4 separate regions of the Homo sapiens genome follow, and regions 1, 3 and 4 are each linked to region 2. A link is a loop called in an ENCODE intact Hi-C map of the cell type or tissue named here. Cell type or tissue: endothelial cell of umbilical vein. All regions are shown on one strand. Links, peaks and the distances in the headings refer to the core of each region. The heading gives the core; the rest is flanking DNA.

The links. Peaks named below come from ENCODE experiments on the same cell type or tissue, not always from the same donor. Only the 100,000 strongest peaks of a DNase experiment are listed, where the experiment ranks them.
Region 1: it touches region 2 in a loop (16-fold over the local background); 8 of 110 quality-filtered maps call a loop at or near these places.
Region 3: it touches region 2 in a loop (18-fold over the local background); 91 of 110 quality-filtered maps call a loop at or near these places.
Region 4: it touches region 2 in a loop (6-fold over the local background); 3 of 110 quality-filtered maps call a loop at or near these places.

What each region holds. Positions count from the first base shown.
Region 1 is chr9:17,400,352-17,404,710 of GRCh38, reverse strand. All of the region lies in intron 15 of CNTLN (centlein), which reads right to left. Among named protein-coding and RNA genes, the nearest start is that of SH3GL2, 180 kb to the left of the region's middle. In endothelial cell of umbilical vein, for the core only: no CTCF peak of the experiment used is centred there; no DNase peak of the experiment used is centred there.
Region 2 is chr9:17,114,610-17,118,968 of GRCh38, reverse strand. No RefSeq gene overlaps it. Among named protein-coding and RNA genes, the nearest start is that of CNTLN, 18 kb to the left of the region's middle. In endothelial cell of umbilical vein, for the core only: no CTCF peak of the experiment used is centred there; a DNase peak (open chromatin) is centred at 2,458.
Region 3 is chr9:17,460,856-17,465,214 of GRCh38, reverse strand. It overlaps CNTLN (centlein), which reads right to left. Exons shown (of 26, transcript NM_017738.4): 20 at 2,202-2,299; 21 at 592-718. Among named protein-coding and RNA genes, the nearest start is that of SH3GL2, 120 kb to the left of the region's middle. In endothelial cell of umbilical vein, for the core only: a CTCF peak has its summit at 2,147 (motif pointing right); a DNase peak (open chromatin) is centred at 2,174.
Region 4 is chr9:17,061,423-17,065,781 of GRCh38, reverse strand. No RefSeq gene overlaps it. Among named protein-coding and RNA genes, the nearest start is that of CNTLN, 71 kb to the left of the region's middle. In endothelial cell of umbilical vein, for the core only: a CTCF peak has its summit at 2,038 (motif pointing left); a DNase peak (open chromatin) is centred at 2,021; H3K27ac peaks cover 352 bases.

The DNA of each region.
Region 1 (4,359 bases), core at 1,147-3,646, 290 kb before region 2:
AATGGAATTTGAAACAAGGATTGTACACAACTTTTTAAAATTTCACTGCCAAGGACAGCAAATACAGAGGACTACTAGGTAAAGGAGTACTAACAGGTGTATAATGAATTCTCTGGTTTCCAAACATGGTCCTCCTAATTTTACCTCAATAATTGGGATAATTGCTCTGGCTAATACCGTAGCTCCTTTTGACGCTTTTTAGCTCAGTATAGGGAATCCAAAATGGCCAGGGTACAATCTCAGCGTCTACCTCTACAGACCATAATTGTGTTCCCTCAAAGAACTTTCCTACCTTCGGCATCAGGACTCTCAAATCCCCTAGCCCAAGATCATACTAATGAGAAGCAAAAACTCCTCCAGTGGGTTACTTGGTTAAATAATTACAGCGGCCACGCCAACCTAAAATACTTTATTCCTGGACCTATGCATTCTTGGAGATAAAATAATAAACTCTCAGTTTAGGGCATATACCCTAACTTCAATATTGTCTTCTAGCTGGTGCCATAACGGAGCCTATTGATCATCTACTGTCGTATACAGCCAGTTGCCTTTGAATAATGAAAAATATAGTAATACCAGTGAATTTGAAGACACAGAGCATTGTCATATATCCCTTGCCATAAACTCTGTCTTTTAGCTGGGCTTGGTGGCTCATACCTGTAATTCCAGCACTTTGGGAGGCTGAGGCAGGTGAATCACCTGAGGTCAGGAGTTTATGACCAGTCTGGCCAAAATAGTGAAACCCCATCTCTATTAAAAATACAAAAATTAGCCGGGTGTTGTGGCACACATCTCTAGCCCCAGCTACTTGGGAGGCTGAAGCACGAGAATCGCTTGAACCCGCGAAGCAGAGGTTGCAGTGAGCCAGGATCACACCACTGCACTCCAGTCTGGGCAACAGAGCGAGACTCTGTCTCAAACTAAGAAGAAAATGTGTCTTTCAGTCTGCTTCTCTGGGAAAATGCTGACTAGGCCACCTCCCTACCTCCCAGTCCTACCTCCAAGGTTGAGATCAAGATTGAGCAAGTGCATCCAAGGAGGCAGTTTTCTGCAATATCATAGGGATATATAAGTCATTTTGTAAATCTAAGAATGGTAATATTGGTAAAAATATAATAGACAAAACCATACCTAAAATACTTAAAACTACTGTAAAAAAAAAAAATTGATGCCTCCTCCATGATGGAAGAGGCCTACTGTAATCAACCTGACACTAAGAGACTGGTTGGTTTCCTCTGGAGAATGAAGCTTTTTTTTGGGATTTGCAATTGGTCTTTTTTGTGAACAGGCTGAATATTCAACAGTGCCAGTAGCCCAGTCGCCAGACAAGTTTTGGTGAAAGAAAGTCAATTTTGTTCAAAAGCTTGCAAGGAAAAATTGGAAGATTAGTGGCAGGACACCTGTGCCATGTAGAAGCTATACCTGTTGCCATAGCCACTTTGTTCATGAACCCATTAAGCAAGCCCTCAGATAGCTGTGAAATAGGCAAGATCTATACAATGGGTCATTTTGTTCACAGAATGGGCTTTGTGTGTATCTCTTCCAAAAGGTCCATCCACGAACCTCCCCACAGACCTTCCTGCCACCAATCTTCCACCAACCTTCCCACAGACCTCCCTGTCACCAATCTTCCAACTTTTCCTTCCAAGTTTTTGATATACTGAAAAATGCCTCTTTTGACGCACTCCCTCAACATTGATCTCAATCTTCACTACTTTTTTTGGAGTGGGAGTGGGAAGTAGAGAGGTGGATTAGTCAGGGTTTTTCTGGAGAAATGGAACCAACAGGATGTATGCATGCACGTATATATCTTTAGGAATTGGTTCATGTGATTGTGAAGGCTAGGAAGTCCAAATCTACAGTATGGCCCAGTAGGCTAGAGACTCAGGAGAACTAATGGTGTAGCTTCAGTCCAATTGCCAGCAGGTGGAAACCCAGGAAAGTCAATTTTCTAGTTCTAGTGTGAAGTCTGGCAGGCTAGAGACCCAGGAGAGCTGATGGTGCAGATTAAATCTGAAGGCAATTTTCTGGAGAATTCCCTCTTGCTCACAGAGGCCATTCTTTATATTCTATTCAGGCCTTCAACAGACTAAATGAGGTTTATCTCCATGCTGGAGGACAATGTGCTTTATCCAAAGCTCACTGATTTAAATGTTAATCTCATCCAAAAACACATAACAAGTTGATACATAACCAACAGAGGGGGCTACTGTCCCTATAATTCAGTTTCTTTTCACAGTGTCATCCCCTCCATGTGGGACTTAGTTCAGTGAGGAAGTTCTGGTCTTTTGGTATAGATAGCTCATAGAAGAACTGTATTTTTCTTTTCTCCGGACACCAATTTTCTCTCTCTTGATACAGTGCAAGTCATACAGCTGTCGATGGCTGTCCCTACCTGTTCATATTTTGGGTTTGTCACTAATTCTATTGTAGATGCTATCCTTGAGATTTTGGCTATGCCTTCCTATTTGTTTTGTTTATTTTGATGGGGGATTTGTGGAAATAAAATATCTGCCACTGCTGCAGCCTCTTCCCAGTAGTACTAGCTTTTTGAATAGAGAACAGTTGTCAACAGAAATCGCATAGCCTTAGGTGTCTATATGTGGTTCTTGTCATGCTTGTCAGGCATTCCACATACCACCTCTGTCTGCTACAGACATATTCATAATCTTTGGTTCACTGAGTCATCTCCTCAAGCCATTAATATTTCCTGTCCATAGCACTGCCCATTTTCTATTGATGCGTCTTTTTATATAATTTGTAGATGATCTTTAAATCTTCTGGATATTAGTCCTTTACCTTCTTTATGTGTTGTAAATACCTTTTTCTGGTTAGTCATTTGACTTTTAACTCTTTTTATATATCTGTTACTATATAGATGTTTAAAGTTCTATTAACGCTTTTTCATATCTGGCTCTGTATTTTCATCTCTTGCTTAAGTATACTTCCTAGAGATGCTCCAAAGTTATAAACAAGTAATCTTGTAATTTCTTGTAATACTTTTAAAATTTTCATTGTTTCATTAAACCTCTAATCTAGGCCAAGCACAATGGCTTGCATCTGTAATCCAAATACTTTCTGAGGCCAAGGCAGGAGGATCACTTGAGACCAGAAGTTCAAAACCAGCCTAGGCAATGTAGCAAGATCTCATCTCTACAAAAAATTTGAAAAATTAGCCAGGCACGGTAGCACGTGCTGTAGTCTCAGCTCCTAAGGAGACTGAGGTAGAAGGTAGCTCGAGCTCAGGAAGTCGAGGATGCAGTGAGCCATGATTGTGCCACAGCACTCCAGCCTGGGAAACAGAGCTTGACTCCACGTCATTAAAAAAAAAAAATCTCTATATGGATTTTGCTTTAATGTACCGTACTATATTAGGTAGTCAGACAATGAATATTATTTAATGATTCAAGAAATGTATTTGTTCACTTATTCTTCACAGTCTGCTATGTATATATAGTCTGGTCATCCATCAAAAACTTAACAACATGAAAGGAACTCTACTACTTTATCCTAAGATACTGTGTCAAGAGACTAACTATATGCAAAGTTCTATGGAATCTAGATCTACAGTAACCTAGGAATAAAATGCTAGGAACCTAAAGCAAGATTGCTATTTTCAGAAAGTACAGACAAACCGATTTTTGACCAATTTAGTGGAGAACACAGAAGAATCAGGACTTCAATGAGGATCAAATGAAATGTATAGGTCATTAAAAAATAGCAGTATAAAAATTTCCAAGATTAAAAATCTTTGCAATCATAAAGATTTTTATGTGTGTGTGGAATCTATAAACAGCAACAAAATGCAGGCCTAAAAAAGACCTGTACTCACAATTTGAAAAATAAATCTTTGTTATGTGAGACTACACTGTTTGATTGCAGAATTTTTCATATTCTTGACCACAACTGGGAATGAATGAATGAATTAACATATACATTTCACACATACATACAAATATGCTGAGGATGGGGTAAGGGGTGTTTCAGATAGCCAAAAAAAATGATTCCTTTTAATAATAATAAACATACAGTACTGAACATGTTTTAGGTGCTATTTTAATGTTCTATCCTATTTCTTTCTCACAACGTATCTATGAATATGATCCTATCATTATGCCTATTTTATGGATAATGAAATTGAAGCATAGACAGGTCAAATAGCATGCCTATGGTCACACAGCTAGAGGATGAGAGTTAGGATTTGAACAAAAGTAGTTTGGTAACAGATTCCACGTTCCTAATCCCTAAGATATACTCTAAATAATGGTACAGTTGGCCAGGCACAGTGGCTCACGCCTGTAATCCCAGCACTTTGGGAGGCCGAGGCAGGCAGATCACGAGGTCAGGAGTTCCAGACCA
Region 2 (4,359 bases), core at 1,165-3,664:
TTTATAGATATATCTACATCTATAGATTCATAGATATATCTATAGATAGATATAGATATAGATAGATAGATCTCCTATTTGTTCTGTCCCTTTAGAGAACCCTAATACAGATATATTATGTATCCATGAGATTTTGTGGGTCAAACTAAAAAATTACTAATGATTTGTAACACGTTTCGATTACAAAAAACATGTAATACGTTTCATTGAATTCTAAGCTTTAGAAAGCAAATTTAAAAGAAACATATTGTAGGTAACATGTAAGTTGGCAACTGATGTATATCTCCTATGAAATAACTTAAAATTTATCTGTAAACTGAAATATGATTCATTGACATTTCTTGGTTCTTTGACCTCCCAGAAACAGACATGATTCCTGGGCTAAGCAGTGTCATAGGGAACTGGGTTACTGTTAACCAGCCCCCACTAACAAAAATGAAATGGGATCAAGGCCAAGTGTTGGGGCCTGTGGCTTCTGTGACAGGAGCGGTCTCCTGCTGTCTCCCTAGAAACAATTGGGTAGATACTTGTAATTTAGGATTCCTGGAACAGTATGGAAATGTAAAATGATATGGATGCAATGAATAGAATGAGCAGAGATATATAAATATGAAGAGCTTGAAGACCATTTAATTTTAGAGGCCTTACCACATCAAACATACAAAATGCATTAGATCGCACATTAAAATGTTTAAGATAGCTAGGAAAGGATTAAGATGAAGCTAAGTGGTTAGTCGTATTTATGAACACTTAATTAGATATATATTACTTTTTATTTTGCCACTTTTTAGTATTTCAAGGCCAATAAATTATTTTTCAGGTCTCAAATATTTTCATAGGCCCTTAAATATGCACAGGCCATAATCATATGTGTAATTGGCTCCATAGTAATTCTTGATCTCAAAATAGTTCTCATTTTCACCATCTTAGGACACTTGCTTCTGACCGTATAACTGACCATAACTAATTTTTCAACAGTAATGCAGTAACCAGAATAAAAAACAAACAAAAATAATATATATTACCTCTACAATTTCTGGTTATAAAATAAAATGTTTCCCAGAGTCGATGTACCATAACACCAGCTAAGCACTAGTAATCAGAAATTTCTAGAATCAAGAGCAACAATCTTTCAGAAACAAGCTGCCAAGTTCCTGACTCCTGTCAGCTTCTCAAAATAGGAAAATGCTGTAGTAAAAAGCAAGCATTGAAACAAATACTCTCCCTACTTCCATATACCCACATACAATTAAAGACACTCTGGGAATAACAAAGTCTTCTGTTAAAATTCAAAGCTAACTCCCCTTTTAAATTTCTTAAGCATCCACAGTGAATTACTTTAATAGCATAATAAAATTACTTTCTACCTAATATACAATCGTGGCTTCCAGTTGGATGTTCCCTTGAAAACTAGAGATGTGTTTATTTTGGGATTAGCCTTTCATGCCTCTAAGCCTTGGCACGAGCAATTTCTACCTTCCTGGTAGATTTTTTCACCACTTCTTTAGCTAATAAAATGCCTACCCATTCTTTAAAGCCCAATTTAAATGTCGTTGTTTCTGCAGGCCCTTTCTGGCTCCTAGAGGTTCCCAGAGCCATACTTTATTCCCCACACTCTCAGGACTCACCACATTTTACCTAATTTATAAGTGAGTATGTGTTAGTACGTCTGCTCTCTACCACTAGACTTTCAGCTCTGGAAAGCAAGGCACTTGCTGTGGTCACATCTGTATTACCATGCATCTAGTACACTTAAATTAATATATCAAGGGATAATTTTCTCTATGATACACACTCTATGCTTTGCATAGTGTAGCAATTTTTCTATTAATTTAACCCGGAAAATGAGAAACTGTTTTGACCATCTGTTCTCCCACTTTGTGATGAAACAACATTTTTGAGTATGATTTTGGTTAGCTTTCTCATTCTTTTGTAACAGCAAATTGTTGGTCTTTTTCTTTTCCACTTGTCTCAAAGTTTCCATCACCTCGTGGAGATCATTACAAACAGTGCTTCAACTGTATCATAAAAAGCTGCTAACATAGCCAAAAGTTTTTCCACTTTCAGATTTCTGGGATGGTGTTTTGGGAGAAAATGTAGCTAGGTGAGTGTAGCTACGTGAGAGCAAGAGGAAGAGGGAGAAAAGTTGATAGAGTGTTATTGGCCTTCTGAGGAAGCTGGTTTATGATGCTCAAAGATCACTCATTGTGTTGTTGATTTCTTAGGGAATAATCAACATTAACTCTCTATTATTATGGCCCTTCAGCTATAAAAATTAAGTAAATTTCATGCACAGAATTTCCCTATTTAGATAGGAGGAAACTATTCATCGATAAAGATGAGAAAAACTTTCTAGTTTACTACTTCCGGTGAATCCCAGATTCACAGATAATTACTCCCATAAGGACTAACTACTATAATTATATTAGTGCCCTCTGCTGTACATGTGTAAAATTACAGAAAATTACGTGTTCTTTCAAGATTTGTCTAGACATTCTCGGCTTTGGCATTTTCCAGAAGCAAGTCTTTAACAGCATCCTTATTTAATTTCAGCTGAATAAACTTTTATCATGTTGGGTGAAACTTTACCTCTCATAATTACTGTCTAGCCCAAACAAAATAACAGTGTATAAGAGGCAGTCATTATAGGCCTATCGTCATGCTAGGGAAAACATTAATTAAATGTTTGTGAAATAATGGAAATTACTTCATGGCATGGCAATTATTTGAAAGTCTGCCCTTCTTTTATAATAATTATGTGCTGATCACTTTCTCTTGGACTTCCCTTTTCTATATCCTCCTGTGTTTATTTAAGTCGGAGTCAATTCAGAGCCTCATAAAATTTTTACTTGCCATGACATTCAATAATTATTTTGTATGACATTTGTTTTATGCCATTTGATTTGTTTCTGTGGTCTAAATTAAAAATTTCTGCTTCTGTCTGAATTGTATTAACTGAAAATAATATTAAGAGGCTGAGGCCATAACTGTAAGTAGTCCTCTGTCAACCACTTATTTTTTTTGTTTATCTCTCATTCCAGGTTATGAAATTTTAAGCATCTCACTTACCTTTAATAATCATTCTACATCTTCAGAACAGCAAATTTATTTCAGATTTACATGCTATATCTTTATTTTGTGCATTTTATCTCTATGTATGAAGAAAATATATAAAATAGCATAATTTAAAATGGAAACAAGAATTTATTTATACATATAGATTTTGGTAATAACCTGTGAGTCTCGGAAATGACCGTTTTGGGTTTATTTCTTGCCATCTTTTTTTTTTTTTTTTTTTTGAGACGGATTCTCGCTCTGTCACCAGGCTGAAATGCAGTGATCTCGGCTCACTGCAACCTCCACCTCCTGGGTTCAAGTGATTCTCCTGCCTCAGCCTCCCAAGCAGCTGGGACTACAGGTGCACGCCACCATTCCCAGCTAATTTTTGTATTTTTAATACAGAAGGGGTTTTGCCATGTTGGCCAGGATGATCTCCATCTCTTGACTTCCTGATCCGCCCACCTTGGGCTCCCAAAGTGCTGGGATTAAAGGCGTGAGCCACCACACCTGGCCTATTTCTTGCCATCTTCTTGTAAACTTCCCCCCCATCTAAATCACTATACTTAGTTCATATTTATACATTTGTTTAGAGCAGCTTTAGAAAATGTGTAAATCTGTTATTAACCAAATATCTTTATTTACTATTAAGAACTATATATATATATGATATATAAATGTAGCTTAAGAAGTAATTTTTTGGTAGATGTTAATTTTCCAAGGAAAAGTATGACATTTGTCAAAACTAGAAAGAGACATTTTAAAATTACAGTAAATTAAAATGTACAAATAAAACCACAAGACAATGGAAAAAGAGTTTCAAACTTTAATGGAATTTAAAGTGGATTAATTTCCCAACTTGGGAAAAATCAGAGAAATTTTCAGGTGTAGCTGAGAGCACAATGACAATCAAAAATGAAAGGGAACTAAGGTAAAGATAAGGAGTAATATTGGAAAAAATATACCTAATATAGGTATTTTTAGGAAATATAGGAAAAACTTAAAATGATAGGTTCCATTATCCAGCTAAGAGTTTTTACTCTGAATATAATTTTCTGTTTTGAATGCTTCAATCTAGAGGCAAATAACTAAACAGAAGGAATAAATATCACAAATGCTGATATATAATATTTACTGTTTTTGTTTTTATTTTTGTTTTTATTTTTTTGAGACGGGGTTTCACTCTTGTTGCCCAGGCTGGAGTGCAATGGTGCCATCTTGGCTCCCTGCAACCTCCACCTCCCGGGTTCAGGCAGTTCTCCTGCCTCAACCTCCCGAGTAGCTGGGATTACAGGCATGCGC
Region 3 (4,359 bases), core at 634-3,133, 350 kb before region 2:
TGTTCTCTCAGGTGTGGATAACATTTAGTGAATGCCAAAGCACAGGGTGCTTTATGAGTTGTGAAAAAAGCACCTTCAAAAAAAAAAAAACAAAAAAAACCCTTCTACTTTGGGTCATATATTACGTAACTACTTTAACTACAACTCCCTTTGCATGTACAACTCCATTCCCATGTAAAATTCATTAAGGGTATCCAAGAAGAAAGTACATTTTTAAAGAACTTCTGATAGTTATAGGTAATCAAGTTTTCACTAAGAAATATAAGCTTGATTCTATCATAAATTACAGTTTTAAATAAAATACTGAATAAAATGTAATTATGTATCCTAGAAATATTGAGGATTTTTAATCTTCTCATGGGATATTTATAAATAGAAACAGAATGTGTGGCCATATTATGTATGAGGTTTTAGAGAATTGAATTTTAAAATAAATAATGTACTTTCAGAGCAAAGAGTGTTACTTTGTAACAGTAAATACATATCCTATCAATATTTTCTATACATTTATTAGGATTAAATGTTTGTGGTAAGAGAGTAATTACAACAGGAAGTGATATTTTTAGTGTCAGTAAAGATAAAAATTGATACCTTTTTATCAAGATTTTGTAACATTTCACTAAAACTCTTGTTACTTTCCAAATTTACTTTCTGTCGAAATTTCAAGTCCTCTATCAAATGTCTTTTCATAGTTATATCCCTCTCCATTCGAGATATCCTTGAAAAAAAAAAAGGTGACATCAAGAGTGACAGAAAATACCTTAACAGTGGTGATATCTTACATTTTATCCAATATTATACCTACTGTTACTTTTTAAATGCTACGTGATATTGACACTGTAAATCAGTAAAATGAATTGCACTGCATAAGATATTGTTCTTTTAATATTTTGAACACTTGTAAAATCTATAGTTGTGACTTGGTAATTATATAATTACATATATGTATTAAAACAAAATATATAAGAAATGAGAAAAATTAATAACACTTATGAAAACTTAGAACTATTTCATTTAAATTACATTTTTACATTGCTGTGAAAAATCAAAGTGATATATGAAGATAATCAAAAGCATAAAAATGATAAGAAAAAAATCTTATACTTCAATAAACAAATGCAAACTCTTGTAATGAAACTAAATTAGCCATAATATCTTCTAATTTAATATAATTTGAGATTCAATCCACACAGCTGTTTAGCATAAGTTGATGAACTATTAAGTATAAAATGGTAGATGCTGTGAGAACCACTGCTACTGCTGCTGCTGCTGCTGCTACTACTAAAACAAGAATGACAATAGCTAACATGTATCGAAGGCTTACAATGTTCCAGTCACTGTTATAAGTGCTTTACATGTATTAACTCATTTATTCCTCGTAAGAACCTAATTTAATATTATTAAATTTAGGCATAGGCCTAGTAGGTAGGGAAGCCAGGATTCAAAGAGTGTTAATCTAGAGCCCTGTTAAACAATAAGCAAGACTTACTCTTAATTGATAAATAAACTTCAAAATATTATCAGTTAAAAAATTAACCAAGCTTTTTGTCTAATGCTTTTATCTATTCATATCACTTTTAAGTGCTCTTCACTTATAATGAGGTCTACAGGTGTGTTTGTGAGATACATATATCTCAAATGTATCAGTGACAACTGGAATTCTATCTAAACATCTTACTATTTCTAAGCAATAGTGTAGCTTTGAAAGATACAGAAAGAAAATAATTTTGATTCAGTGGGATAGAGCATTTAAAATCTTTGTACTGATAAACACAAGAGTACAAACTTCCATAACCTCCAGTTATTTTAAACACAAACAAAACTTTCCTTTTTTTACCTTAGCTTTATAAGCTTAGGCATTAAATCCAATACAAATACTAATCATATATTTGGGGGGCCAAATAACCACCACGTTGTAAAGTTTTTCATTCATTGTCTCGAAGCCATTAATTTGTATTTATTCAAAATTAAATATGTTTAATAACGGAAATTTAACTTCATCATTATCTAATTTAAAAAAGTAAATAGCTTGCCATTAATCATGCTATACATAGTATTCCTTAAACTTTCATCTTAGGTAGGTTTAAATATGAACTAGGGAAGGAAAACGTAAACATTAGCAGTTTCTTGGAGCACGTTTAATAGAGCTGGTTGCCACTAGGTGGCACCAAATACAATGGATAGAAATACAAAAACCATACTTTTCATGCATTTCCTTTATGTGTTCTTCTTTTGCTAGGAGTTCAAATTTCAAAGTCTTCACATTTGATGACTGTTTAGTGAGTTCATTAGTAGCATTCTAGATTAAAAATAGAAATAAATTTAAATATACCTTACAACCTTGGTCTAAGGCAGCATAAAAATAAGTGCCATTCTAAAGAAGAATACCTCTACAATAATTATGGTAAACAATAATTAAAATGAATATTTTAATATTTTAAATGCTTTATTTTATATGCTGTAATAGAAATAATAATACTAAAACTTTTATATAACATGCCAAACTATAGAGGAACACAATCATTTAAGAATTGCAAAGAGTATGTATCCAAAATACATTTACAGGAAATATGAGTTGTCCTGGTATAATGTAAATATGTGAATAATTAAGAATTTTAATGATTTAAGAAGATCACTTAAAACAAATACTGGATTTACTAACATCTTAGACGAAATATGGTCACAAATGCTTTGCTGCTCATCAAGCAGGGGAATCCATTTCCTAACCCACTGAACGTAGTCTGGCTTGTGACTTGCTTTGTCGAAAAGAATGCAGCAGAAATGAATTGTGTAAATTTCAGTTCCCAGGCCTTAAAGCTTTGTGGCTTCTCTCTTTCCCTTCTTGGAATGCTGCTCCAGGATCACCTTGCTAGGAATACAGTTGATGTATCATGTGGAAGTGTACCAAGGTACTCCAGCTGACAGGTAGTAGACCAATTGTCCGATCTATGAGTGAGGCTATTTTGTATCTTCCAACTAGGGAAATCTTTGGTTTGAAAAAATCCAGGGATATGAGGTAGCCCAGAAGAGACCAGCAAAAGAACTTCCCAGTCAACCCACAAAATCTTAAGAAATAATAAACTGTTGTTTTAAGCCACGATGTTTCGGGATAGTTTGTTAGAGAATAATGGTAACTGATAGAAAACCTCATGAATACTCAATCCTTCTTTACTTGAAGTTATTAATAATGCTACTTATTACATTATTTGTAAATAATTATTAGTTTTTCAAAGCAAAACATGTTTGTTCTGTGGTATTTGTTGTCAGTAGAGCCTAGGAACCAGAGGTGGTAACTAGAGTGTTAGAACACCTTTCAATTTTGACTCTAGTTCCAACTAAATGTGTAATCTAAGACATCACTTAGTCTTTTTGGTATTTAGTTTTTCCACACTCAAGATAGTGTTGACATACTCACATTAATCCATTTGTTAAGTTTTAAAGGTATTAAATGAATATAAATATAATAAAATATAATAGCTTTTAAAATATTTGGAGTAGTTATTTAGCTAATATTTCTAAACTACAATAAATTTTTTCTATTAGAACTATTCCTAGGTTTGGATGTTTGACTCATGCTAAAAATAATTTGAATTTGAAAAGATTAAACTATTAATTACCCAAGGTAAATGTAATTCATCAGACTGACTTTAAATATCTCATGGGTATAACATACAAATAAAACATTTGAAATAATTTTAATTTTTACATGAAACATTAATTTTTCTTAAAAACCCAAAGCTACCTCAACATGGTAACTCTTTTGAATGTTATGTTTTGATCAAATGTGTGTGTAATGTAATCAAAATTTCTACCATATTTTGCACGTTTACAGTGATGTATTGTGTCTTATTTCCAGCACTGCCTGAATAACATGTTCCACACTAGTCACACTAGTCAATTTATCAAATAATTGAAGCGTTTGCTTCAATCATTAATTTTCAATTCTTTCTCTGATGATTGTTCATTCAGTTAGAAATACGGACACCCATGATTATGCTAAGCTAATAGTGATATGTTAATATAGTGATATCATATCATAAATATTATCACTATAAATTATATATGATATACTAATATGTATTATATTATCACTATACTATAATATAGTGATGGCTTTAGGGACTACTGTGATATAAACGTCTACTTATCGCTCCTCTAAATGGTCCCAGACTGTGCTTTTCTAATTTTGTATTTACCTTAACATTTTCATATTGCCTTTTTTTCTCTGTCAATCTTTTGTTTGTAATTTTTTGCTTCTGTGTCATTATTCCTGCCTAAAAACAATCATCCTACCCCTTAATACGCATACTTCTAGTGTGCTGCACTGAAGGTGTTTTCTGCTGAGAAGTAAAATAAACT
Region 4 (4,359 bases), core at 683-3,182, 53 kb after region 2:
ATAAGGGTACTCACATCTACTTCTAATGTCACTTCAGGGAAGGCCTTACAACAAGCCATGAATGCCAGAACAAGGACCTCTGCTTTCCAATGTACATGGTGTTGTTCACATACATAATGTCACTTGATCCACATACACTTCCTACGGTTAAGTCAGGTCAGTTATCAATACAAAGCAAATACAAAAAACAGACATTTTAAGTTATTTAAAATGATTTCTCCCTCATTGCATAGCTGGTAACAGAATCCACACTAGAATATAGGTTTATATTTATAATTTCATTAATATTTTTTCTAGAGATATTTGGTTCAAATTCAAATTATAAATAAAACACTTATAAAAGGCCTTTTATAATCATATTTTGTAGGAATTTAATGTTTATTTCCCTAATGTGAAGACAATGAAGTGGTCAGAGTTCAGCATCATTACACATTTCCTTCTTGATGTTGACTCTGTACACAGTGACTCCTCTCCAAGCCCCCGCCAACTTGGCAAGCCAGAGCAGGGGAGAAAACTGCAGGTCTACCACATGGCAGGCCAGCATTCTCTCTCCAGGCCAACAGGCTATTCTGCTAATGGGCTTTTGTATTTTGTAATTAAATAAAGAAGCCATGTAATGCATGCTTATCTCTTCACTTGATGGAATTTTGGTCTGTTGAGCTACCTAAGTTATATATGTCATAAATAAGTTCCTAAATATATTAAAAATGCTTATAGATTCTGTTTTTCAGGGAAAAGGAGAGTTTGTTTTCCTTTAGGGAAAATCTAGAAATATTTGAGATTTTTTCTTTTTTTAAAAGAATAAGAACTAATGCTTTGGTCTCCCTTGATTCCCTTTGACAGTTCCTGATGTGAGGACCAATATCACTGCATCATTATGACTGATGATCATTTGTGGAGTAAACAAAAAACGGCATCCCAGGATGCACCACTTCCAGAATATCTTCTGTCTCTGAAGCCAGTTGCCACATTGCAAACATGGCAACAAATGAATTGATGATAGCATCTGCTTAATCTGGCTTTTGTCCACATGTCACAACTGTAATGTTGTTAACTGAGATTTTTTTATTTGCTCTAGTCTGGTTTCTTCACTTCCTATTCTCCAAACTGAGCTTAATTTAATCAATGTTGACTGAAAAGCTGTCAGCTTTAATGGTACTACATCTTTTTATCTTTAATGTTTAAGAAACACACAAATGTTGTCTTAATCTGAAATGGTTAATTTTTTTGACATCACATTAATATACCAAGATTGTGTCTGCTATTTGTTAAAAATTAAGAACTTACACTTGATGAAATTTTACAAAGTATCTAGGAAGTGTTTAATATCTGATATTCCTGACATACCATTTTTATGCTAATGGAAAAGCCAATAAAGTAGTAAGATTATGGCTTTACCCTGAATGACTTCAGCATTCATTTAACCTATGAAATAACCAGTTAAGCTGATATTTCATTTAAATTACAAAATAATACTTAATTCTGGAGATGAATGATAGATAATTCAGTAAGAACTTACTCTCATCTTTTTACTAGTAAAACTAATGAAAATTATGAGTCCTACTAAGAGAAAATAGATGGTCTACCTATACTATAAGATAAATCATTGACCCATTAAAAAATCAGCAAGATATGTTTATTTAAATTAGATCATTCTATAGTGAATAATAAAAACAGATCATTCTGTCCTCCAAATTAATTCCATTTATGCTTTGAATAGTTTTCATGTGGCAATATTTGTATCTCTATTTAATGCTATCAGCATTGAATTGGTGCATCATCTATCAATTAGTATGGAAACAAAATTTGAAATACAATTCATGGTTTCATCATAATGGATATGTGATTATAATCTCTTCTTTTTTAACATGTACTCCTCAAGATTAAGAATGAAGTCTTATTCATGTACAAGGGCATCACAAGCCAATATTTCAGCACATATAAGATGTTCAACAAAGACTATTTGTATGTATTGAGTTCTGTAGCTACACTGCTCTCCTCGGTGGAGTTAGAGCCCAAAGTACATGGCCAATATTGCCCTCTAGTGGTTAGCATGACTAGGTGGGTCTCAGTGCTATTGGTTCCACCTGAGGTTCTACTGGAACACTGTTTTTACATGTTTGTATATCATAGACAGCTGAGAATTTTTTTTGACAAGACAATATCTGAGATTATAAATGAAACCTAAATAAAGTATGTAGGACACGATTTGAGGGAAGCAAATTGAGTACCTCTTTGTAATATTACATACAAAACATTACACATTTTTGCCAGTAATCCCATATTTTGGGGGAGACTAATTGGATTGAATTGATGTGGTTAAAAAGAGCTTTTGAAGCACATGATAAAGGTACATAAAAAACCTATCAGAGCTACCACAATTAACATATATTTTAACAGTTACTTTTGTTATATAGCTTGCAAACTAACATGCCATAGCACAAGAGCAACTCAATCTAGAGCCATCTTTCTGTTCTTATTGTAGAAGGGAGAATAATCTTCTCCCTTTTTCTGCTATATGCTCACTTATAACAAGTGATTATCATGGCTTCTGTGGTCATCATTTCTCTTTGCATGACTTCTAGAGGGTAGTTACGGAAATGTTGCTGGATCAGGGGACAGGGGCTGAGTTGAACTGATGGCCAGCCACAAACCCTAAGAAACACAGAAATGGAATTCCTGCCCATGAAGATGCTTTCCTCTCTTGCTACAAGACCTAGGCATTTTTCTGTCTCTTCTCTACATCCTCCATTCCCCATAGCATGCAAATCCACAAGAAACAGCAGAGCTGTTTAAATGAGCTGATCCCACTCGCTGCTTGCTTAGTAGGAGAATAGGCTGTGGGCATGCCTTTCAGTTTAGTACTTACTTTCCAAACAGGATGAAACCAAAGTTATTCTCTATTCAAAAATTAAAAGGTGAAAGAAAGGGCAAAAGCATAGTATCGTCATTAATAAAACTAAGAGTGCTTGCACATGTACAGGGTACAATACTATTAACAACATTGGCAAGAATTTGGCATGGAGATATGTCCCTGGCAACTGTTTTGTGCCCTACAGCTGCACTAGGCATAACTCAAGAGAATCTAATTTGCATTACTCAGCATTAGACCTGGAAAGACCTAGCTCATCCATCAATGGTCCAGACACCAGCAGCATTTGAGGTGTAATTTGAAGTTGATGAACATTTGCTGTCTAGGAGTATACAGCTATTTTCTCTTTACACAAAAGAATCTGCACCTGTCTATTGCATTCAGGGCCAATCAGGGGTAAAAGTCTAATTTGTTTATGGTCTAGACTAGTAAAGCAATAATACACTCTTGGGTTACTCTTTTTACCCCATGATGGGAGGCCCCCTGGCCATCCCAACCTCCCAAAGACTCCACGTATTTATTCAGTGCCATGAGCTTGACACTTCTGCACTTCCTTGCCCACTCATACACCTACCACCTTCCCTGTTCTATTAACTAACACTCTTCAATAAAATCATGCATACCACTTTTCAAGGATCTTCTCACCATCATGATAAATAATGGTGATGAGTTAATCAAATTAAACATATTCAGTTATGACTTAAGTAATTTCTACAGGCTGCATAATTATCTACCTCAGGTAAGAGGTCCACAGCTGCATAAGAGCTTGAAGGGTAAGTGTCAATAATAAAAATTTCAAGTAAAACTTCACAGAGTAGATTTTTTTAAGCAAATAAACATTTTAGATTTCACAAATCATGCCTAGTTTTATCCCAATCGACCAGTGATTGCAGCACTACAACCACTTATAATAGAGATTCAACATGAGTCTCCTCGAACCTCGGTTAAATGTAAGCCATATCAAAAATCAAATCAAAATCTAAATGTGGTATCACTAGTCATGCAGAATGGCTAAAGTTTTTTATAAGTCAGAAAATAATAACTTCTGGAGAGGATGTGGGAAGACTTGATTTCTCATACACTGATATGTAAATTGATATAACCCCTTTAGCTCGTGGAATCTACCAAAGTGAAACACTGCGTATCCAGAAACTCCACTGTCAGATAGACACCTAACACAAATACCTATCTATGTTCACCCAAAAATATGTACTAGAATGTTCAGAACAGCATTGATTGTAATATCCCAGAACTAAAACTGCCTTCATGGCCATCAACTGTAAAAGGCGTAGTGTCGTATATTCACACAGTAGAATTCTATACAGCAATTTGATATATCTCAAAAACAATATTGAAATTAAAAAGCCATATACAAAAGAGAATATGCTGTATGATTTTGTTTATATAAAAGTACAAAACTGACTAAATTGTGCTGTTAAAGGGCATGATAGAGGTTACCTGCATAGGAGGAAAAGCAGAAAAAAACA